2 separate regions of the Homo sapiens genome follow, and region 1 is linked to region 2. A link is a loop called in an ENCODE intact Hi-C map of the cell type or tissue named here. Cell type or tissue: breast epithelium. All regions are shown on one strand. Links, peaks and the distances in the headings refer to the core of each region. The heading gives the core; the rest is flanking DNA. Region 1 has its middle 11 kb from the start of TXLNG. Region 2 overlaps TXLNG (taxilin gamma).

The links. A loop is a pair of places that touch in the nucleus more often than their neighbours do. Peaks named below come from ENCODE experiments on the same cell type or tissue, not always from the same donor. Only the 100,000 strongest peaks of a DNase experiment are listed, where the experiment ranks them.
Region 1: a loop joins it to region 2, with 20 times the contacts of the local background. A loop is called at or near these places in 5 of 110 quality-filtered maps.

The regions. Positions count from the first base shown.
Region 1 is chrX:16,769,329-16,780,807 of GRCh38, forward strand. No RefSeq gene overlaps it. Among named protein-coding and RNA genes, the nearest start is that of TXLNG, 11 kb to the right of the region's middle. RefSeq lists enhancers at 2,150-2,675, 2,676-3,201. In breast epithelium, for the core only: no CTCF peak of the experiment used is centred there; no DNase peak of the experiment used is centred there; H3K27ac peaks cover 395 bases.
Region 2 is chrX:16,820,159-16,831,637 of GRCh38, forward strand. TXLNG (taxilin gamma) reads left to right here. Exons shown (of 10, transcript NM_018360.3): 3 at 6-97; 4 at 7,936-8,106; 5 at 9,418-9,612. Among named protein-coding and RNA genes, the nearest start is that of TXLNG, 39 kb to the left of the region's middle. RefSeq lists enhancers at 6,708-7,223, 8,354-8,853. In breast epithelium, for the core only: a CTCF peak has its summit at 6,179 (motif pointing right); a DNase peak (open chromatin) is centred at 8,304; H3K27ac peaks cover 1,248 bases.

The sequences.
Region 1 (11,479 bases), core at 1,963-9,962, 51 kb before region 2:
AGCAGTTCCCAGCTTGAATTTTCCCTTTAGCTTAGTGATTTTGGGGGCCCAAGATATTTTCTATTCACAGTAATAATAAAACTCCGGTCTCCTGTTCAGCCAGCTCTGTGTGTATTAAACTCTATTGCAATTCCCTTGTTTTGATAAATCGGCTCCATCTGGGCAGTGGGCAAAATGAACCCATTGGGTAGTTACAAAGAGAGAAGCACTGGTCAAGGGTCTCTGTTGTTTTAAAAGCCTTGTGTAATTTGACTTCTAAAATTAAGGACATGCATCTTTTTTTTTTTTTTTTTTTTGAAACGGAGTCTTGCTCTGTCGCCCAGGCTGGAGTGCAGTGGTGCGATCTCGGCTCACTGCAACCTCCGCCTCCAGGGTTCAAGCTATTCTCCTGCCTCAGCCTCTCGAGTAGCTGGGATTACAGGCACCTGCCACCATGCCCAGCTAATTTTTGTAGATTTCTTTTAATACCTAATTTTGACACGGGTATGGGGAAAAAGCATAAAAATACTGTAGATGGGAGTGTAAAATTGTTAAATCTTTCCAAATGGCAGTCGGGTAACAAGCATCAAAATGTTAAATGTGAGGAACATTTAACCCGACATTTCTACTCTTGGAATTTATGCTAAGGAAGCAATTAGACAAGCAAGACTTTGAGTATACAATAGAAAAATTGGCAGGTACCTATATGTCATACACCAGAATCTTGATTTGAACAAATGGTGGTTCATCCACATGATGGAATTGTGTGCAAATATTTTAAGTGATATATTTTATACCCACCAGATGGTCAAAAATGTAGAAGTCTGAAGGCTGGGTGCAGTGGCTCACGCCTGTAATCCTAAGACTTTGGGAGGCTGAGGTGGGCAGATTGCCTGAGCTCAGGAGTTGAAGACCAGCCTGGGCAACATGATGAAACCCCATCTCTACGAAAATACAAAAATTAGCTGGGCATGGTGGTGCGCGCCTGTAGTCCCAGCTGCTTGGGAGACTGTGGTGGGAGAACCACTTGAACCTGGGAGGCAAAGGTTGCAGTAAGCCGAGATCGTGCCACTGCACTCCAACCTGGGTGACAGAGTAGACCCTATCTCAAAAAAAAAAAAAAAAAAAAAGTAGAAGTCTGAAAATATCAAGAGTTAGTAAGCATGTGAAACAACAGGAACATCGACGTGCTATTGGCGCAACTATGCACTGGCACAATCTCTTTGGAAGTAAGCCAAAACTGGCATTACTTCAATGAAAAGTTGAATATGTACTTCTCTTTGCCCAGCAAGCAGTTCCTCTCCTAGGGAATACCAAATGGTATTAACCACTTATGAAAATAACTACCATTACTTAGTAAAGTGGAAGATAAAAACATCATATGGCATGTGCTAGTAGGTGGCACATGCACGACTGTCAATAAAAGTGATGTTCTAGTGACCTCAGGCTGCACCCAACCCAAATGTGCATCAACAGTAGAATGGAATTATAATGACAGTGTGATAACCATAGCAAAGAGCCAAGAACACGAAAAAATAACAGCTGTGCACAGTGCTGTGAGTGAATCTATGAATCTCATAAATGTAATGTTAAACAGAAAATGCAAGATTGGAGAGAAGACCTACGTAAACTCCAAATACAGGTACAACTATACTACATATGTAGTAGAACTAAAAGAAACAGCTACCATAAAAGTCAGATATTACATAGCATAAGAGAAATCAAGAAACTACAGCTACATAAAACAAGGAGAAGACAGGTCCCAACATTACACACCTCAATAAAACACCCAGTTAAAACTCTACTCACTGGGCCTGGTGGCTCATGCCTATAATCCCAGCACCTTGGGAGGCCAAGGCTAGCAGATCCCTTGAGCCCAGGAGTTCTATACCAGCCTGAGCAACATAGTGAGACCCCATCTCTAATAAAAATACAAAAAATTCACCAGGTATGGTGGCATGCACTTGTAGTCCTAGCTACTCGGGAGGCTGAGATGGGAGGATCACTTGAGCCTGGGAGGTCAAGGTTGCAGTGAGCTGTGATTGCACCACTGTACTCCAGCCTGGGCGACTGGGCAACTGTCTTAAAAAACAAACAAACAAACAAAAACCCAACAAAGACTGTCTCAAAAAACAAACAAAAAACCCCCAACAAACTCTACTTAGTTTTATTTTTGCTTAAATCTTTAATAAAAGGGAAAGCCAGGCACAGTGGCTCATGCTTGTATCCCCGCTGTGGGAGGATCACTTGAGCCGAGGAATTTGAGACCAGCCTGACCAACAAAGTGAGACGCTGTCTCAAAAAAAAACAAATAAAAAAAAACAAATAATTAAAATGTAAAAATAAAAAACTAGCTGGGCATTTACCATTGTGGCAAGAGGGTGGTCTAAGCCCAGGAGGCCGAGGCTACAGCGAGCCATATTTGTACCACTACAATGCAGTGTAGGTAGCAGAACAAGATCCTGTCTCATAAAATAGTAACAGAATTAAAAAAAAAAAAAAAACGACTAACTCTATTAATCTAAAAACAAGAAAAAACAACAGCAAGCTTGGAAAGGCAGTTGCCAGGTAACAGCCACCTCTGGTACACTGAGGGTGAAATTAAGCCCAGCTCAAATACATACAGCACTTCTTTCAGGCGAATGTGTAAGGAAAAGTATCATTCTTCAAAACAGCAGGTTTAAAGGACACCTACGGCTTTTAACTTGTAAATATATTGCATGCAGTGCACCATGGTTATGCAAATGAAGCTGAGTCATTGCCCTATAGATTAATGCCGTAGCTCCCAAGCATGGCTGCAGCCTGCAAGGTAGGGAAAAGGCCCAGTCCAGAGTCCACCCGGGAAACTCAACCAATTTGTTTTGTTCACCGATGCCCTGACTGTGATTTCTTTTGGATAAAGGATTTCTTGAATGCTTTCAAAAATGACGTCCAAGCGCTACATTTGACATAAGAGAAGGTTCACAATATAATGTTAAATGAAATATAAAAGGCAATTTACAAAAATATTTAATACGATTACACTTTTTCTTCCAAAAATGCCCGTGTATGTGTGTGTTGGGCATGCTTTTGTGTTACCGGTGGAGGGTGTCCACGTTCTTGGCGTTTTGAACAAAGAATTGGACAAAACGCACAAAGCAAGGAAAGAATGAAGCAACAAAAGCAGAGATTTACTGAAAACAAAAGTACATTCCACAAGGCTGGAGCAGGCCTAGTACAGGGGCTCAAGAGCCCCAGAATTTTCTGGAATTTAAATACCCTCTAGGGGTTTCCCATTGGTTACATGGTGTACACCCTATGTAAATGAAATAGCGGCCTGCAATCAGTCTGTTTGGTTGTGGAAAGCAACCAATCAGAGGATGAAGTGTAGTTACAAAGTTACACTCACTCCTATGCAAACGTCTGATTGGCTACAGAAAGCAACCAATCAGGCTGGGCGTGGTGGTTCACGCCTGGAACCCCGGCACTTTGGGAGGCCAAGGCGGGTGGATCACCTGAGGTCAGGAGTTTGAGACCAGTCTGGCCAACATGAGGAATTATCTCTACTAAAAATAAAAAATTTAGCTGGGCGTGGTGGCACGTGCCTGTAATTCCAGCTACTTGAGAGGCTGAGGCACAAAAATCGCCTGAACCTGGGAGGCAGAGATTGCAGTGAGCCAAGATCGTGCCACTGCACTCCAGCCTGGGCCACAGAGGTAGACAACTTCCCCACCCCCCTAAAAAAAAAAAAAAAAAAAAAAGAAAGAAAGAAAAGAAGGCAACCAATCAGAAATGCTTTCAATTTTCCATCTGCCGCACAGAAAGGTGGGGTGGGGGTGGGGTGGATTTGCAAAGGGAGTAGTTTACAATCCTTTTGTTATTTACCTGTGGAAAGTTGGGATGTTCCTTTTGACTTAGTTTTTTTTTTTTTTTTTTTTGAGACGGACTTCACTCTTATTGCCCAGGCTGGAGTGCAATGGCACGATCTCGGCTCACCGCAACCTCCGCCTCCCGGGTTCAAGCGCTTCTCCTGCCTCAGCCTCCTGAGTAGCTGGGATTACAGGTATGCGCCACCATGCCCGGCTAATTTTGTATTTTTAGTAGAGACAGGGTTTCTCCATATTGGTCAGGCTGGTCTCAAACTCCCGACCTCAGGTGATCTGCCTGCCTCGGCCTCCCAAAGTGCTGGGATTACAGGCGTGAGCCACCGCGCCCGGCCATTGACTTAGTTCTAGAAAGCCAGCTTGAATCGGCCTTAGGTTCCCTGCCTCCGGACCCTATTCTCCTGCCTCATATGCATAGAAAAGACTCGGGAGGCTTACACCAAAATGGCGGCTATATCTTTTTTTTTTTTTTTTTTTGAGACGGAGTTTCGCTCTTGTTGCCCAGGTTGGAGTGCAATGGCGTGATCTCGGCTCTCCGCAACCTCCGCCTCCCGGGTTCAAGCGATTCTCCTGCCTCAGCCTCCCAAGTAGCTGAGATTACAGGCATGTGCCACCACACCGGGCCAATTTTGTATTTTTAGTAGAGACGGGGTTTCTCCATGTTGGTCAGGCTGGTCTCGAACTCCCGACCTCAGGTGATCCGCCCGCCTTGGCCTCCCAAAGTGCTGGGAGTACAGACGTGAGCCACCCGCACTTGGCCATCTTTTTTTTATATATTTTTTTAACTATTTGTGGTTATGTTTTTGGGAATTTCTGTGCTTAACATAGTAGGAAAAATAAGAAAAATCGGTAATAATTTACATTTCCTTTCCTCAGACCTGGAAGCAGGCATTTCTTCAAGGAATCTTGATTCCTTTTGATGGGAAAAGCTATTTACTCTTCAAGAATTGTCAGCCTGGCGTGGTGGCTCACGCCTGTAATCCCAGCACTTTGGGATGCCAAGGCAGGAGGATCACCTGATGTCAGGAGTTCAAGACCAGCCTGAACAACATGGTGAAACCCCGTCTCTACTAAGAATACAAAATTAGCCAAGCGTGGTGGTGGTGCATGCCTGTAATCCCAACTACTTGGGAGGCTGAGGCAGGAGAATTGCTTGACCCCAGGAGGCAGAGGTTGCAGTGAGCCAAGATGGGGCCATTGCACTCCAGCCTGAGCAACAAGAGTGAAACTCTGTCTCAAAAAAAAAAAAAAAAAGAATTGTCCTGCAGACTGGGGGCAGTGGCTCACACCAATCCCAGCACTTTGGAAGGCCAAGGAGGGAGGATCCTTTGAGCCCAGGAGTTCAAGACCAGCCTGGGCAACATAGTAACACCAAGTCTCTACCAATAAAATGAAATAAATAAATAAAAATTAGCCAGGCATGGTGGTGCATGCCTCTAGTCCCAGCTATTTGGGAGGCTGAGGTGGGAGGATCACTTTGCTACCCGGGAAGAGTGTCCAGGTTCTTGGCGTCTTGAGCAAAGAATTAGACAAAACGCACAAAGCAAGGAAGGAATGAAGGGATTTATTGAAAATGAAAGTACACTCCACAGGGTTTGAGCAGGCCCAAGCATAGCTCAAAGGCCCTGTTTCAGAATTTTTGGGAGTTTAAAAATAACCTCTACTTGAGGTATGCCCTATGTAAATGAAGAGGATAAAGTAAAGTTACAATCATTTACTTGGCCTACGCCCTATGGAGAGGCTATTTCCTGTCATAGCTGAAGTGTGAATCGGCCTTATATTCCCTACCTCCAGATCCTATTTTCCTGCCTCAACTTGAGCCCTGGAGGTAGAGGCTGCAGTGAGCTATGATCACACCACTGCACTCCAGCCTTGGTGACAGAGCAAGACTTGTCTCACAAATTAATAATTAAATAAAAAGTAAATAAAATATGACATTGATCAAAACTTCATTAGTAGTATTAGAAGACAAAGTTGAGATCATCTACAAAGTACAGATGTTTCCTGACTTATGATGGCGTTATGTTCCAATAAACCCATCAGAAGTTGAAAATATCATAAGTGGAAAATGCATTTAATACACTTAACCTGGCCGGGCGTGGTGGCTCATGCCTGTAACCCCAGCACTTTGAGAGGCCAAGGCGGGTGGATCACCTGAGGTCAGGAGTTCGAGACCAGCCTGGCCAACATGGTGAAACCCCTTCTCTACTAAAAATACAAAATTAGCCAGGTGTAGTGGCACATGCCTGTAGTCTCAGCTACTCGGGAGGCTGAGATAGAAGAATTGCTTGAACCTGGGAGGTGGAGGCCACAGTGAGCCAAGATGGTGACACTGCACTCCAGCTTGGGCAAGACAGAGCAAGACTCCATCTCGGAAAAAAAAAAAATACACTTAACCTACCAAACATCATAACTTAGCCTAGCCTACCTTAATGTAAGCTCATAATACTTTGTTTTTTTGAGACGGAGTCTTGCTCTATTGCCCGGGCTGGAGTGCAGTGAGACGATCTCGGCTCACTGCAACCTCTGCCTCCCAGGTTCAAGTGATTCGCGTGCCTCAGCCTCCCAAGTAGCTGGGATTACAGGCGCCAGCCACCACGCCCGGCTAATTTTTGTATTTTAGTAGAGATGGGGTTTCACCATGTTAGCCAGGTGTGTCTCGAACTCCTGACCTCAGGTGATCTGCCCACCTCGGCCTCCCAAAGTACTGGGATTACAGGCGTAAGCCACTACTCCTGGCCAAGCTCATAATACTTATATTAGCCTACAGTTGGTCAAAATCATCAAACACAAAGCTGTTTTATAATAAAGTGTTGAATATCTCATGTGCTTTATTGAATACTTGTACTGAAAGTGAAAAACAGAATGGTTGTATGGGTACTCAAAGTCAAATTCATACAACTTTGGCACCATCGCAACATCAAAAATTGTAACCCTGGAACTGTCTGTAGCAAAACAGGATATAGGAAAATAGAAGAGAAAAGATAAGAAACATGGAGCAGGGCACCGTGGCTCCCACTGAGGTGGGAGGATCACTTGAGTCCAGGAGTTTGAGACCAGCCTGGGCAACAGAGCAAGACCCTATCTCAATTTTAAAAAAAGAAAAAAGAAACATAAAAAAGAAATTATTAATAGGATACTATACAACTAGGTTGTGAATAATATCTACATGAAAATAATGTAAAAAAAATTAAGATATTAAATTAACAAAATGAAAACAACCATTTAGAGAGGATGATGTGATGATGGGAGGAAGTGAGCATCTGTGTGTGTGTGTGTGTGTGTGTGTGTGTGTGTGTGTGTGACTGTGAGTGAAAAAGCATAGACCCTCTTCCCTAGAAGCAAATCTATATATATCTTTCTGTGATTTCAGAATCAGCTTGATGGCAAGTGACAGAAAAATCCAGAATTACAGTGGTTTAAACTGGATGCTGATTTCTTTCTTTTTCTTTTTTCTTTCTTTTTTCTTTTTTTTTTTTTTTTTTGAGTCTCACTCTGTCGCCCAGGATAGAGTGCAGTGGCACAATCTCAGCTCACTGCAACCTCTGCCTCCTGGGTTCAAGGGATTCTACTGCCTCAGCCTCCCGAGTAGCTGAGATTACAGGCTTCCACCACTATGCCTGGCTAATTTTTTGTATTTTTAGTAGAGACGGGGTTTCACCAGGTTGGCCAGGATGGTTCCCCTTTCTTTTCTCTTCTCTTTTCTTCTCTTCTCTTCTCTTTTTTCTTTTTCTTGAGACGGATTCTTGCTCTGTCGGTGGTGCGATCTCAGTTCACTGCAACCTCCACCTCCCAGGTTCAAGCAATTCCCCTGCCTCAGCCTCCCAAGTAGCTGGGATTACAGGCACGCGCCCCTACATCCAGTTAATTTTTTTTTTTTTTAAGATGGAGTTTCACTCTTATTGCCCAGGTTGGAGTGCAATGGTGCGATCTCAGCTGACCGCAATCTCCGCCTCCCGGGTTCAAGCAATTCTCCTGCCTCAGCGGCCCAAGTAGCTGGGATTACAGGCATGCGCCACCACGACTGGCTAATTTTGTATTTTTTAGTAGAAACGGGGTTTCTCCATGTTGGTCAGCCTGGTCGTGAACTCCCAACCTCAAGTGATCTGCCCACCTTGGCCTCCCAAAGTGCTGGGATTACAGGCATGAACCACCGTGCCTGGCCTAATTTTTGTGTTTTCTTTTTAGTAGAGATGAGATTTCACCATGTTGGCCAGGCTGGTCTCGAACTACTGACCTCAGGTGATCCACCTGCCTTGGCCTCCCAAAGTGCTGGGATTACAGGCGTGAACCACCGAGCCCAGCCCTTTTCTTTTCTCTCTTTTTTTTTTTTTTTTTTTGAGACAAGGTCTTACTCTGTCGCCCAATTTGACGCTGTAGTGGGCTAGGATGAAAACCACTATACTCCAGCCAGGGTAACACAGAGAAAGAGATTCTGTTTCTTAAAACAAAATGAAACAAAAAAAAAAACTTGAAAAAATTGTTCGGCTGGGCGCAGTGGCTCACACCTGTGATCCCAGCACTTTGGGATCACAAAATACAAAAATTAGCTGGGCGTGGTGGCTTGCACCTGTAATCCCAGCTACTCAGGAGGCTGAGGCAGGAGAATCACTTGAACCCGGGAGGCGGAGGTTGCATTGAGCCGAGAGCGTGCCAACTGCACTCTAGCCTGGGTGACAGAGCAAGACTCCGCCTCAAAAAAAAAAATTGTTTTAATTGTTTTGAGACAGGGTCTCAGTTTGTCAAAACAAAAAATTGTTTTAATTGTTTTGAGACAGGGTCTCACTTTGCATTCTAGCCTAGGTGACAGAGCGAGACTCTGTCTCAAAAAAAAAAATTGTTTTGTTTTGAGACAGGGTCTCACTCTGTCACCCAGGCTGGAATGCACTGGCATGATCACAGCTCACTGCAGCCTCAACCTCCTAGGCTCAAACGATCCTCCTGCCTCAGCCTCCCAAGTAGCTGTGACTACAGGTGTGCACCACCACACTTGGCTAAGGCTAATTTTTTATTTTTTGTAGAGATGGGGTCTCCCTATGTTGCCCAGGCTGGTCTTGAACTCCTGGCCTCAAGCAATCCCCCTGCCTCGAACTCCCAAAGTGCTGGGATTACAGACATGTGCTACCACTCCTGGCCCCGAGATTTTCAATAAAGCCTAAACCTATTTGTAGTTTGTATTTTTCTTTTCCATTGTCTCTATACATGAACATTGTTTCCATGTCCTTGAAGTCTATAATTATAGGCGAGACTTGGGGAAGTATATCAAAACAAAATGAATGAATCCCAATACTCTGAAATATGCAATATACGTATTCGAATTTTTGAAACGCACATACTCTCTCCCAATAGTCCATACATGAGAAGAGTTTTTATTTTAAAAATCCTCTTTCTGCTAGAGCTGGCACCCTGGTGTGTGCCAATCTAATAGTACACTCCATAGCCTGCCATCAGTATGCCTGAGTGATCTGTGTATAAAGTATAATCATTTTCTAAATCTTTCAGTGTCTGCCAGAAATGTGGACATCTATAGCAAATGCAGAAACTGGCCAAATTCCTACAAGGACTAAAATCAGGGTTAGCTCAGAAAGATGGTATTGTGTAATCATATTAAACAATAAGCTTTTTGTTCTATGAAGAGGCAAACACTCTTTTTCACTACCTACAACCCCAATAGTATGCAACAAACATGAAATTCAACTCTTTTGATGAAACAATACTCTTGGCTGATTTAAAAGTTAGTAGGAGCTTTTCTTTCTGTGAAAGTACTCTGAGGTGGACAAGTCAGACTAGTGTGGCTAATTTAACTTCTGTTGACCCTTTAGACACAGCTCAGATGTCACCTTAAACCATCCTTAAACCTCCCCACCACCAGTAGAAAATAACCCTCAAGAGGTTACCCTGCAATACCTCCATTTTATAAATTACTTTATTGTTTGTTGTACATGTGAGTGTTCAGTGTTGGCCTGGGTACCCCTTATTCTAAATCAAGGTATGCCTGGTGACTAATACAGTGCTCCTGTTTAACTGATGAATGAAAACTTTCTATTGCCACCAAGTTTATCCTGGAATGACCTTGGTCCCTTGGCTGCTGGAGGGTCTACACAGTGTTGCAGAGGGACACTGCTGTCAGAAAACTCTCCAAGATGTCACAAGAAGGGATAGGATATCACCTTGGGGAATTGAAGGTTTGGTCCTCATCTGAACAGATTCAGAAAACAGATTTCTTAATGCAGTTACCTATTCAGGGGATCTTTTTCTCAATAAGTATGTGTGGAGAGCTTTCTCTGTGCCTGGGTTTTTTTGTTTTGTTTTTTTTTTGGTGGAGTCTTGCTCTGTCGCCCAGGCTGGAGTGCAGTGGTGCGATCTCGGCTCACTGCAACCTCCACCTTCAGGGTTCAAGCAATTCTCTTGCTTCAGCCTCCGTAGTAGCTGGGATTACAGGCGCCCACCACTATGCCTGGCTAATTTTTGTATTTTTGATAGAGGCGGGTGTCAACATGCTGGCCAGGCTGGTCTTGAACTCCTTACCTCAAGCGATCTGTCTGCCTCGGCCTCCCAAATTGCTGGGATTACAGGCGTGAACCACCGTGTGCAGACTGTGCCTGGCATTCTGCTGGGCACTGGGAATATAGGAGTCTTATGGGCACAGTCCTTGCCCTCACTTTGTTTACCATCTGGCTGGGGGAAAGAGTCAATTAGACAAACCACTGCCTTGAAGAGTGGGGACTGGCCTGGTATGGGAAGTACAGTATGCTAGGGGTACATAACACAGGCAACTAAGATATCCTGGGACCAGTGGGGCTTCCTGGAGGGATCACCCAGAGTACACTCTCTGTCAGGGAATAGGTACACATTAACCAGAGCTGCTATATAAAGTCGAATATGCCTGTAATCACAGCACTTTGGGAGGCCGAGGTGGGTGGATTGCTTGAGCTCAGGAGTTTGAGACCAGCCTAGGCAACATGGTGAAACCCCATCTCTACCAAAAATACAAAAAATTAGCCAGGCATGGTGGTGCACTCCTGTAGTCCCAGCTACTTGGGAAGCTGAGATGAGAGGATCGCTTGAGCCTGGGAGGTGGAGGTTGCAGTGAGCCAAGGTCGTGTCACTGTACTCCAGCCTGGTCAACAGAGTGAGACCCCGTCTCAAAAATAATAATGGCCAGGTGTGGTGGCTCATGCCTGTAAATCAGCACTTTGGGAGGCTGAGGTGGATGGATTACCTAATGTTATGAATTCGAGACCAGCCTGCCCAACATGGTGAAACCCCATCTCTACTAAAAATACAAAAATTGGCTAGGTGTGGTGGTGGGTGCCTGTAATTCCAGCTACTTGGGAGGCTGAGACAGGAGAATCGCTTGAACCCGGGAGACGGAGATTGGAGCGAGCCGAGATTGTGCCATTGCACTGTAGCCTGGGCAACGAGAGTGAAACTCTGTCTCAAAAAATAAATAAATAAGTAAATAAAATAATAATAAAGTCAAAATGTCCCTTTGTTAACAATGAGCAAATGTAAGTGTCTCATGGAGTTAAAAGGTACACATCTACATTCTCTCCCTGTGGTCAGACCACAGACCTGCTTCCAATTGTAGGAAGCACAATTACAATGGGAAGGTGGTTAGGTAAGAAATCAAATCA
Region 2 (11,479 bases), core at 2,172-10,171:
ATCAGGAAAAGAAGTTTTATTACTGATGCAAGCCCTAAACACCCTTTCAACCCCAGAGGAGAAGCTGGCAGCTCTCTGTAAGAAATATGCTGATCTTGTGAGTATTAAGCCAAGGATGTGAGAGCCATATAAAATATAACAAAATGTGTGTGTGCTTGATAAGTTTCTTAAAGTACAAATTTGATATGGCCTTAAATGTAAAATTATATTTTATTCTGAAATTGAAGAAGAGAATCTGTTTTGTTGGGGCTTTTTATTGGTTGTATAGTTTCATTTTATGAGGTAATATATAGGGAACATTGTAATACTAAGATGTGGCATAGATTTTCTAAAACTCAGTTTTAGAGTCTAAGTCAGCCTTTCCATTGCTATGTTGTGATGCCTTAGGTGCCACTCAGTTGGGGTGTAGTGGTTCCTGTCTTAAACTTTTCCTAAGGGAATTCTAGAGATTGAGGACTGTTTTGATTGAGATTGTGAGTTACATGAAATCATCTGCTAAAACAATACTTTGTCTCAGAAATACTTCTTTAGCATCTACTATGTGTCAAGCATCCTTTTTTCCATTTTCTAGAAACAGTGACCTTATCAAAGAGTTTGTTCTCAGCTATATTATTTTATTTTATTTTTTTGAGACGGAGTCTCGCCTGTGGTCCAGGCTAGAGTGCAGTGGTGTGATCTCAGCAGACTGCAAGCTCCACCTCCCGGGTTCACGCCATTCTCCTGCCTCAACCTCCTGAGTAGCTGGGACTACATGTGCTCGCCACCACGCCTGGCTAGTTTTTTTAATTTTTTAGTAGAGATGGGGTTTCACCGTGTTAGCCAGGATGGTCTTGATCTCCTGACCTCGTGATCTGCCCGCCTCGGCCTCCCAAAGTGCTGGGATTACAGGCATGAGTCACCGCGCCCGTCCATTCTCAGCTATATTACAGGTATTACAGGTAGCATTAATTCTCTTTTTGGAGTTTCTTTCTTTCTTTCTTTCTTTTTTTTTTTTTTTTTTGAGACGGAGTCTCGCTCCGTCACCCAGGCTGGATTTCAGTGGTGCGATCTTGGGTCACTGCATCCTCCGCCTCCCGGGTTCAAGCTATTCTCCTGCCTCAGCCTCCTGAGTAGTTGGGACTACAGGCGCGTGCCACCACGCCTGGCTAATTTTTTGTATTTTTAGTAGAGATGGGTTTCACCGTGTTAGCCAGGATGCTCTCCATCTCCTGAACTTGTGATCCGCCCGCCTTGGCCTCCCAAAGTTCTGGCATTACAGGCATGAGCCACTGTGCCTGGCCCGTGAGGGCAGTTTCAACTTGGAAACCCTGCCATCCTATTTGAATTGAAGAATGGGAAAATCATAGAACCCTTTAAAGGAATGGTTGCGGGAAGCTTTTAGAATAAGTGGTTCTAATATAAATGCTAAAATTATTGCCTTTTGTGACATACTTAGGTGAATTATCATGTACAATTTATATGCATCTTCATCTGTTAAAACAGTTAATTCCATATCATAAGCCATTACTTTTTTTTAAATCAATGATCAGCTCTAAAAAAATGAATTCTGAGGCTGGGCGCGGTGGCTCACGCCTGTAATCCCAGCACTTTGGGAGGCCAAGGTGGGCGGATCACGAGGTCAGGAGATCGAGACCATCCTGGCTAACACGGTGAAACCCTGTCTCTACTAAAAATACAAAAAAAAAATTAGCCTGGCATGGTGGCAGGCGCCTGTAGTCCCAGCTACTCGGGAGGCTGAGGCAGGAGAATGGCATGAACCCGGGAGGCAGAGCTTGCAGTGAGCCGAGATCGTGCCACTGCACTCCAGCCTGGGCAACGGAGCGAGACTCCATCTCAAAAAAATAAAAAATAAAAAAACTGAATTCTGTTAGTTTATTGCCTCAAGAATGACAGTTACAGGCCAGGCATAGTGGCTCACGCCTGTAATCCCAGCACTTTGGGAGGCCGAGGTGGGTGGATCACGAGGTCAGGAGATCAAGACCATCCTGGCTAACACGGTGAAACCCCGTCTTTACTAAAAATACAAAAAAAAATTAGCCGGGTGTGGTGGCGGGTGCATGTAGTCCCAGCTACTCGGGAGGCTGAGGCAGGAGAATGGCGTGAACCCGGGAGGCGGAGCTTGCAGTGAACTGAGATTGCGCCACTGCACTCCAGCCTGGACGACAGAGTGAGACTCTGACTCAAAAAAAAAAAAAATGACAGTTACTTTCCCTTAGTTTATGAAGTGGTCCAGGTATACCTCAGTTAGCTGGCATTCAGCAGCTTGGCACCTTTCACTATTTGTAGCAACAGGACGCCCTGTGCATCAGTGAAAATGTCCCAGAGCAGTCACAAATGCAAAGATGGCCGAAAACACAGCGTGGTTGGATTGATGGCTTCAGGAAAGGAATGCTTCCATTGGCTGTGGAAGCCAGTCCCCCTTGGTGCCTTTCACATGGGGAGAATCATGCAAGAAATGGCGGAAAAAGAAGAAAGACAAGAACAGAAAAGGGAAAAGAAAAAATGGAGAAAAGAGTAAAAACCAGAAAAAGCAGTGTCGAAGGTTAGCTACCCAACCCAGTGATGTGACAATGACAGACAGCCATGAATTGGTTAGAAGAGAGAACAAACAGTGATCTGGGGTGGTTGTTCTCAGACTCACACCGATCATTGAACTTGTGGTTAAAATGCACATTCTGATTCACTAGGCCTTGGTTGGGGCCTGAGGATCTGCATTTTAACAAATGCCCGGGCAACAGTGATGATGCTGCCAGACCTTGGATCACACTTGAAGTAGCAGGGGTCTAGGGTGTTTTTGTTTGTGACTTTTGGTTTTATTGTTTTGATTGTGGATAAGGTTATTGCTAAGCACCAGCAGTAATGACTGTGTTCATTTCAGGATGTGACACATTGAAGACTTGCCTAGTGAGTAATCTCTCTTTTATACAGATTTGTGCCAAAAATTTGAAAGACAAAATGTGTATTGTTTCCAGAAAATGTTCTAAAGCTTGATTTCTTGAAGCAACACATATTTCACTTAAAAGGTAGATATAGGCCGGGCGTATAATCCCAGCACTTTGGGAGGCTGAGGCAGGCGGATCACCTGAGGTCGGGAGTTCGAGACCAGCCTTACCAACATGGAGAAACCCCGTCTCTACTAAAAATACAAAATTTGCTGGGCGTGGTGGCGCATACCTGTAATCCCAGCTACTCAGGAGGCTGAGGCAGGAGAATCACTTGAACCTGGGAAGCAGAGGTTGTGGTGAGCCGAGATCGTGCCATTACACTCCAGACTAGGCAACAAGAGTGAAACTCTGTCTCAAAAAAAAAAAAAAAAAAAAAAAAAAGTGGAGTATATATATGTGAGGTCACCAAGGGAGTCACAGCCTTTTCCCAAGGATTATTCTGAAAAGTTCCCTTCCCTTTTGCCATCACTGTCTTCTGCCCGTTTATGACATATATCGTCTGATGTCATTGTGCTTGTTGCACTGACATGCATAACTGTTTTGTGGAGCAGTTGGAATGGATTTCTGTGCACTGTAACTGGGATTGTCCATTGGAGAGACCCTGTGGCCAACATGTTCACCAGATCACATGGATTCATGAAATTGTAGCATTTTGCTTTTAGCTGTGGATACCATTAACATGATCCTTAAGTACTTTATAATGCTATTCTTTCCCATCCTGTAGTCAGTTTGTACAGATTATTATAGCATAATAATCTTAATATATGCTTGGGGTAGGTTCCATTCTCCTTACTCTTTTCTTCTGAAGTATCTTGGCTATTCTTGGCCCTTTACTCTCTATAGATTTTAGATTCAATTTAGTAGTTCCGTGTGTTGGGGGGCACTATTTGGGATTTCAAAGAGCATTTCACAGAATCTGTAGATACATTTGGGGGAGAATTGCCATCCTCATGATATTAATGTAACTTAAAAAATGGTTATCCTGGCCAGATATGGTAGCTCAGCCCTGTAGCATCTGCACTTCAGGAGGCTGAAGCAGGATTGCTTACAATCAGGAGTTCAAGACCAGCCTGGGCAACGTCGCAAGACCCTGTACACACACACACACGCACACACGCCTGTAGTCTCAGCTACTTGGGAGGCTGAAGTGGTAGGATTGCTTGAGCCCAGGAATTGGAGGCTGCAGTGAGTTCGTGCCACATGGCAACCCAGCCTGGGCGACAGTGCAAGATGCTATCTCCAAAAAAAAAAAAAAGTTATCCTTTTGAGGAAAAAGTAAAATTAGATCCTTACACACCAGAGGCAACAATCAATTCCAAATAGATTAAAGGCTTAAATGTCAAAAATTAAGCTTTGAAATTTGTAGATATTATTTTGATTTATCAATAGATAAATATTTTTCAAACCTTGAGTTTAGGAAATATTTCTTATAGCACAAAAAGCACTGTCAGAGGAAAGATTGTACAAATTTGCTTTATTGAAATTAAGAACTTTGTTTTCGTCAAAAGATGCCCTGAAAAAAAGTGAGAAGATGGCCAAGCGCGGTGGCTCACACCTGTAATCCCAGCACTTTGGGAGCCTGAGGCAGGCGGATCACGAGGTCAGGAATTCAAGACCAGCCTGTCCAATATGGTGAAAGCCCGTCTCTACTAAAAAAATAAAAAAAAAAAAATTAGCCGGGCATGGTGTTTGCGCGCCTGTAGTTCCAGCTACTCAGGAGGTTGAGGCAGGAGAATCGCTTGAACTGGGGAGGCGGAAGTTGCAGTGAGCCAAGATCGCACCACTGCATTCCAGCCTGGGCAGCAGAGTGAGACTTCATCTCAGAAAAAAAAAAAAAGTGAGACGACATTACAAACTGGGGAGAACATATTTCCAACAAATATAACCAGCAGGCGATTTAGTATCAAGAATATCTAAAGAACACTAATGTGAAAAGGACAAATAGCCCTATGGAAAGCTGGATGAGAGACATGAAAGGGACATTTCATAGAAGTGGAAAAACAAAGATACGAAGATACCTTAACATAAAGGTCCATAAACATTCAAAGAGATGTTCCACCTGATAAGTGATTAGGGAAATGCAAATTAGGACCACAGTGAGATGCCATTTTACGTCTATTGTAGTGGCATAAATGAAGAAATCTGATCATTTTGGAGAGGATGTGGATCTACGTGGTCTCTTATATATTGCTGTTGGGAATATCAATTCACCATTGTCATGTGAAATCAAACATTTAGAAATCATTGCCCAGCAACCTCATTTCTGATGTTTGCACAGAGGAGAAATTCCTGACACGTGTATACCAGGAAACACATGAGAATGTTCATACCACTGTGAGTAATAACAAAACCTAGAGACAGCCCAGATGCCTGTTGATGCAAGAAGATGGATTAATAAAGAGTTTTGTGTGTATGTGTGGTGTGTTTTTATTTTTTATCTACTTGTTTGTTTATTTTTCAGACAGGGTCTCACTCTACCACCCAGGCTGGAGTGCAGTGGCGCAATCATGGCTCACTGTTTATTTTTTAGAGACAGGTTCTCACTTTGTGTGGTATGTTTGTGTGTGTGCTGTGTTTTTAAAAAGTGGAATATTATACAGCCTGTGGGCCAAATGCATCCGAAGTCTGTTTTTACACTGCCCACAAGAATGGTTTTAATTTTTAAGATGTTTAAAAATAAAGAACACGTGACAGAGACCATATGTGGCCTGCAGTGCCTAAAATATTTACTTGCTGGCCCTTTACAGAAAAAATCTGCTAAGTCCTGATCTGCAGCTACACGCCAACAATGTGGATGAGTCCTAGCAATGTAATCGAGTTGCGCTGTCCAAGACAGTAGCCATCAGCCACATGTGGCTTATTAAATTAGTGTAAATTAAATGAAAATTTCAATTCCTCATTTGCACTAGCTACAATAAAGTCAAAACAGCTAAAACCAAAAGGATTTTTTTTTTAGAGAAGTGCACACAGATGAAATGAAATTATATAGAAAGGAAAGCGAAGGAATAATGAACGCCGGATTCAGGATTGCGCTAACCCTGGGTCAGGAAAGGCAGGAGCTCTGCACCCTGGTGAAATTACAGCTAGTATGTGCCGGACCTGCAGCCTCTTAAACTGGGCAGCCGTGTACAGTTCGCAGTAATTTTGCTTTACAAAATTATGCAAAAACAATGATTTTTTTTCCTGCAAGAATTTCAGTAAAGGTGTTTTTAATATCTGTAAATGTGGCTGTAAGGATGCGTGATATGTTTTGGTAGGCCACAAGATGTCACTCTTGCTCTTCAAATTGTGACTCAGCATCATTTTCTTTTTCAGTAAAAGCTTTATTGAAAGGTCAGTAAGGCTGCCATCTTATCTGTTCATGTTGATTTAACCTTGAAACAGACTGATTTGTTCCATACCCAAAACTGCAGCAGTTCTTCTTACAAAGAACCCTGAGTGCTGTTTACTGAGTTTTAGATTCTGATGACTGTTTCAGTATAGTAGCCTGTGGGTGTAAAACTTGATGGTATCGACTCCTAAAGCATCATTTAAAAAAACAAAAACCTGCTGGGCACGGTGGCTCATGCCTGTATTCTCAGCACTTTGGGAGGCCGAGGTGGGCGGATCACCTGAGGTCGGGAGTTCGAGACCAGCCTGACCAACATGGAGAAACCCCATTTCTACTAAAAATACAAAATTAGCTGGGTGTGGTGGCGCATGCCTATAATCCCAGCTACTTGGGAGGCTGAGGCAGGAGAATCGCTTTAACTCTTGTTGCCTAGGCTGGAGTGCAATGGCGCGATCCATTGCACTCCAGCCTGGGCAACTAGAGTGAAACTCCATCTCAAAAAAGCAAAACCCGGCCGGGCATGGTGGCTTATGCTTGTAATCCCAGCACTTTGGGAGGCCAAGGCAGGTGGATCAATTGAGGTCATGAGTTTGAGACCAGTCTGGCCAACATAGGGAAACCCTGTCTCTACTAAAAATACAAAAATTAGCTGGGCGTGGTGGCAGGTGCCTGTAGTCCTAGCTACTCGGGAGGCTGAGGCAGGAGAATCGCTTGAACCCGGGAGGTGGAGGCTGCAGTGAGCCGAGATTGTGCAACAGAATAATAGTCCATCTAAAAAAATGATAATGAAAATAAAAAAATCAAAACCCCAAAGCACAATAAATTGATTGTTAAAATATTTGGATTTCAGCGGGTTTTTTGCCAGGTAGGAAATGATCTAGACAGACATTCACCCAGCAAACAGCAATTCGGGACATGCCTGGCTTTAGCACTGAGTCACTCCTGGCCTTCAACATTGGAGTAGGTTTCAGCTAGAACTGGAGCTGGTTTATTTTCCAAAGGGTTAAGGCTGGAATACTTGGGCAGTGTTCCCAGTGGGCCCAGGAAAATTCAGGGGCAGGAGGTATCCAGTTGAAGGGCATCATCCTTCAAAAAGCACAAGATCATAGCTGGAAGTTGAGGAGCCCATGTTGCTTGTGAGTTGTTGGGTTGAAAGCAGGGAGAAGATCTGTGATCAGTGTCTGAAGTCAGAAAGCTGGCAAAATTCAGGACCCCAGGGGATAGCAGGCCAATACGGAAGTCAAGAAAGCCAGAGATTCAGGCTGCTGGGTTCAAATCCCACCTCACCCCTTACTGATTATCTGTACTAATTAAAGAATGTTAGGCAACTTATTAATGTCTCCAGGCTTATACATTTCTTCTATAAAACCTGGATAATAAAGGGTTGTGAAAATTAAATCTGTCTAAAGGATTTTTTTTTAAAAAAGAAAAAGATGGATTATTTTCTGCTGCCCTAAATTTGCTTACTTTTTTGTCACAACTGGAAGAGGAGAGAAGAGAAGGGTGGCAGTGTAGCATGGCATGAAACAATTTAAATAATATATTAAACCATAGTATTTGACTTTTTGAAAATGTGTTCCATAGCTCTCATTATAATTCTAGCCATAACTGTAAGATTTTTACTGTACTTCCTAAATACAAAGTGCTTATGAATTTTAGCTGGAGGAGAGCAGGAGTGTTCAGAAGCAAATGAAGATCCTGCAGAAGAAGCAAGCCCAGATTGTGAAAGAGAAAGTTCACTTGCAGAGTGAACATAGCAAGGCTATCTTGGCAAGAAGCAAGCTAGAATCTCTTTGCAGAGAACTTCAGCGTCACAATAAGACGTTAAAGGTTAGTTGCTTCATTTGTCTGTTTTTTTCAGGAGGGACTTATCTGATTTCATAATCAACCCTGTGCCTATCTGAAATAAATCCTTGTCTCTACTTGGAGACAGATACTGCCTTGCTTTTTATTTTGCTTGGCCTGATGCCTTGTGTGAGGTCATTGTAAATGTAAGACCAATTCTTTCTACGTAAGTTTTGGTTTCCTGTTCAAGGAAGAGCACCTTAGTTGCCTCATACTTGGCTCCCGGGAATCTACGCTCAAGGCCCTCCTGCTTAGAGCCATGGCTTAGGAAGCTCAGAATTGCCAGTTTTCTGCTGAGCACTGATACAGCTGATCACCAAGTAGGAAAAGCTGCAGTGAAATGAGAAACTAGTAACAGACAGTCTGGGAAGGGAGAACTGCTGAGCTCCTGGGTGGAGCATTGCCCAGTTCCACTGGCCCACCCCCAGCCATTCAGTTGCTAAGTACTTTTAGGAAACCACTTATACCTTGGCTGATTGTAAAGGAAGAGGGAATAGGTATCCAAAGATTCATTGATATCAACAGGGGAAGAAGGAAAGGAGCAGAGCCGTGGGAAGGAATCTGCCTCTTAGAATGGGACAGACTCCCTTTATGCCCTTTATGCCCCAATAAACTCCCTTTATGCCCCAACAAACTCCCAAGGCCCTAGACTATAAGTGCACTCTTGAAATGGATCTTCACCTGGTATGGGAGCCATTATTACCTTCTTTGCTTTTGAGCCCTTGGATTTAGATGTCAAAGTAAGTGGTATTTTTTTTTTCCCATAGGAAATCAATATTTTGAGTAGGCTGGTAACAGTTCAGACATGTAAAGGTCTTTTGACACTCATATCCTAGCAAGAATTGAAAGTAAGCTTTGAATTTTTTGTTTTTTCTTTTTAATCATCAGAAAGTAGTTACAGAAAGGAAGCTTTTTGAGATGAGGATTCCATTTGTCCTTTGCCCTTTAGGGAGTAAGTGTGACCCAGAAAGTAAGCTGCAAGGGGGCAGGATCTCTTCCGACCCATCTAAGATGATGGCCTGTGTAACCGGCGAGTATTGCAGTAGAGTGAATTGTAGACAGCCATAACATTTATTTTGTAGCAGGACAGTTTGCATCTCTCTGGTTATCTGTCTACTTAGGAAAAACTGCTTGCTTTTCAGTGATAGCCTTCTGGTCATAAATAAGGGGGAGGAATTGTAGTTCAGAAGCAACACGTCAGGGCAGCAACAAATGAACCCACATTGCAGCAGCTTCTCTTGTGAGCATCTTCTCTATAGGTCTGTATTATTAACAAAAATTATTTTGGGTAATAAGGAGGAAAATATGCAGCAGGCACGAGAGGAAGAAGAACGACGTAAAGAAGCAACTGCACATTTCCAGATTACCTTAAATGAAATTCAAGCCCAGCTGGAGCAGCATGACATCCACAACGCCAAACTCCGACAGGAAAACATTGAGCTGGGGGAGAAGCTAAAGAAGCTCATCGAACAGTACGCACTGAGGGAAGAGGTAATGGCATTTGGTTTATTTAAACGGCTTCTCAAGATTAGCAAAAGTGTCACCATTCATACCTAAAGTAAAACTGCTGTCACGGGTGTTTCAGAACTTTGCATATGCATAGTGGCAGTCGGTTATTTATTAGGAAACGATCAGGCACCACAAATGAGATCATCACTTGATGTCCCAGGAGTCACTGGGTTTGGGACTTATTTGAGGTTATTTCTAGGAGACCCGTTTAAGTACTGCTTGTCTTCCATGAAATACTGGAAGATTGCAATTTTCGCATGTAGATTGTTTTCCCTTATCCAGACTAATAGTGAATAAATATTTGGGCCCCAAATACCCTGTATCTCAGACATCTATGATAATCTCTACAGTATCCACTACCATTGCATTATACTTGTACAGTTAATGTTTCAGATTTTTTTTTTTTAAATGAGGGCTTTATATTATTTGGGAGGAAAAACCTACTTCTAACCCCTTCTAACCCCTCACACATAAGCCCATTGAGGGTAAAAAGTTTACTGGGAAGATCCATGGCTAATGAACTTGGCCATTGGCCTTCAATGAAGACTTTTGGAATTATTTTATAAGCTAATCTGGAAGTTCAGAGGTAGTGTCCTCTGAACAAAGCGAGGAACTTGAAAAACCAGGTTAGTACCTATTTGCTAGAAGGTACTAACCTGGTTTTTCAAGTTCCTCACTTTTAGAGGGCCGATGGACAGGGTTAGAGGCTTTAGGTTTTTTTAAATGGTGCATCTCTGCCTTTTAACATTTAGTAAAATGTTGGGCTTGTTATGTTATGTTCCTTACAGAAATGGATTCAAAAAGCTGATTCAAATTAAAAAAAAAAAAAGATCAGGCATCTGTGTGTTACTTTATCTTGTTTTCAACTCAAACTTTATAGTTTTACATACAGCCCTTCAAAAACTGCTATTTTTTTTTTAAAGATTTTATTTTTCTTACTGCCTTTTGTTTTTTTTAAAAAAAAATTATGGAAAATTTCAAGCTTAACAAAAAGTAGAGAGATAATATAGCACCTGGCTTCAGCAGATGAAACCGTAATTCCGTGTGTGTGTGTGTGTGTGTGTGTGTGTGTGTGTGTGTGTGTGTGTGTGTGTGTGTATAGAGACAGTTTCTTGCTAAATTGCCCAGGCTGGTCTTGAACTCCTGGGCTCAGGTGATCCCCCTGTCTTGGCTCCCCAAAGTGCTGGGATTGTAGATGTGAGCCACTGTACATGGCTGATAATTTCATCTCTGTTCCCCTAGATTATTTTGAAGCAAATCCAAGATGTCAAATATTCCATTGATATTTGAATGTATAGCTCAAAAAAGTAAGGATTTAAGTATAACCATAATACCAGTTTCATACCTAAAAAATTAACAAATAGGCCAGGTGCAATGGCTCACGCCTGTAATCCCAGCACTTTGGGAGGCCAAGGCAGGAGGATTGCTTGAGCCCAGGAGTTCGAGACCAGCCTGGTAATATGGCGAAAGCCTGTCTCTACAAAAAATACAAAGACTAGCCGGGTGAGGTGGTACTCACCTGTAGTCCCAGCTGCTCGGAAGAGTGAGGCAGGAGGATCACCACCACTGTACTCATGGCTGGGTGATGGGAGTGAGACTGTCTCAAATAAATAACAATTACTGAATATTAAGTATCTAGTCACTATTCAAATTTTTTGGATCAGCTTCTTTTTAAAAGAGAAATTGTTTGAAACAAGATCCAAAGAAAGTCCATTTCACTGGTTTATATAACGCCAGTCTCTAAAATATAGGTTCCCCCCCTTTATTCTTACACTGTATTTATTGAAGAAACGTCTTTTTTGTCATAGAGGTTAAATTTTCTTTTTATTAGATTATAAAGCCTTTAATT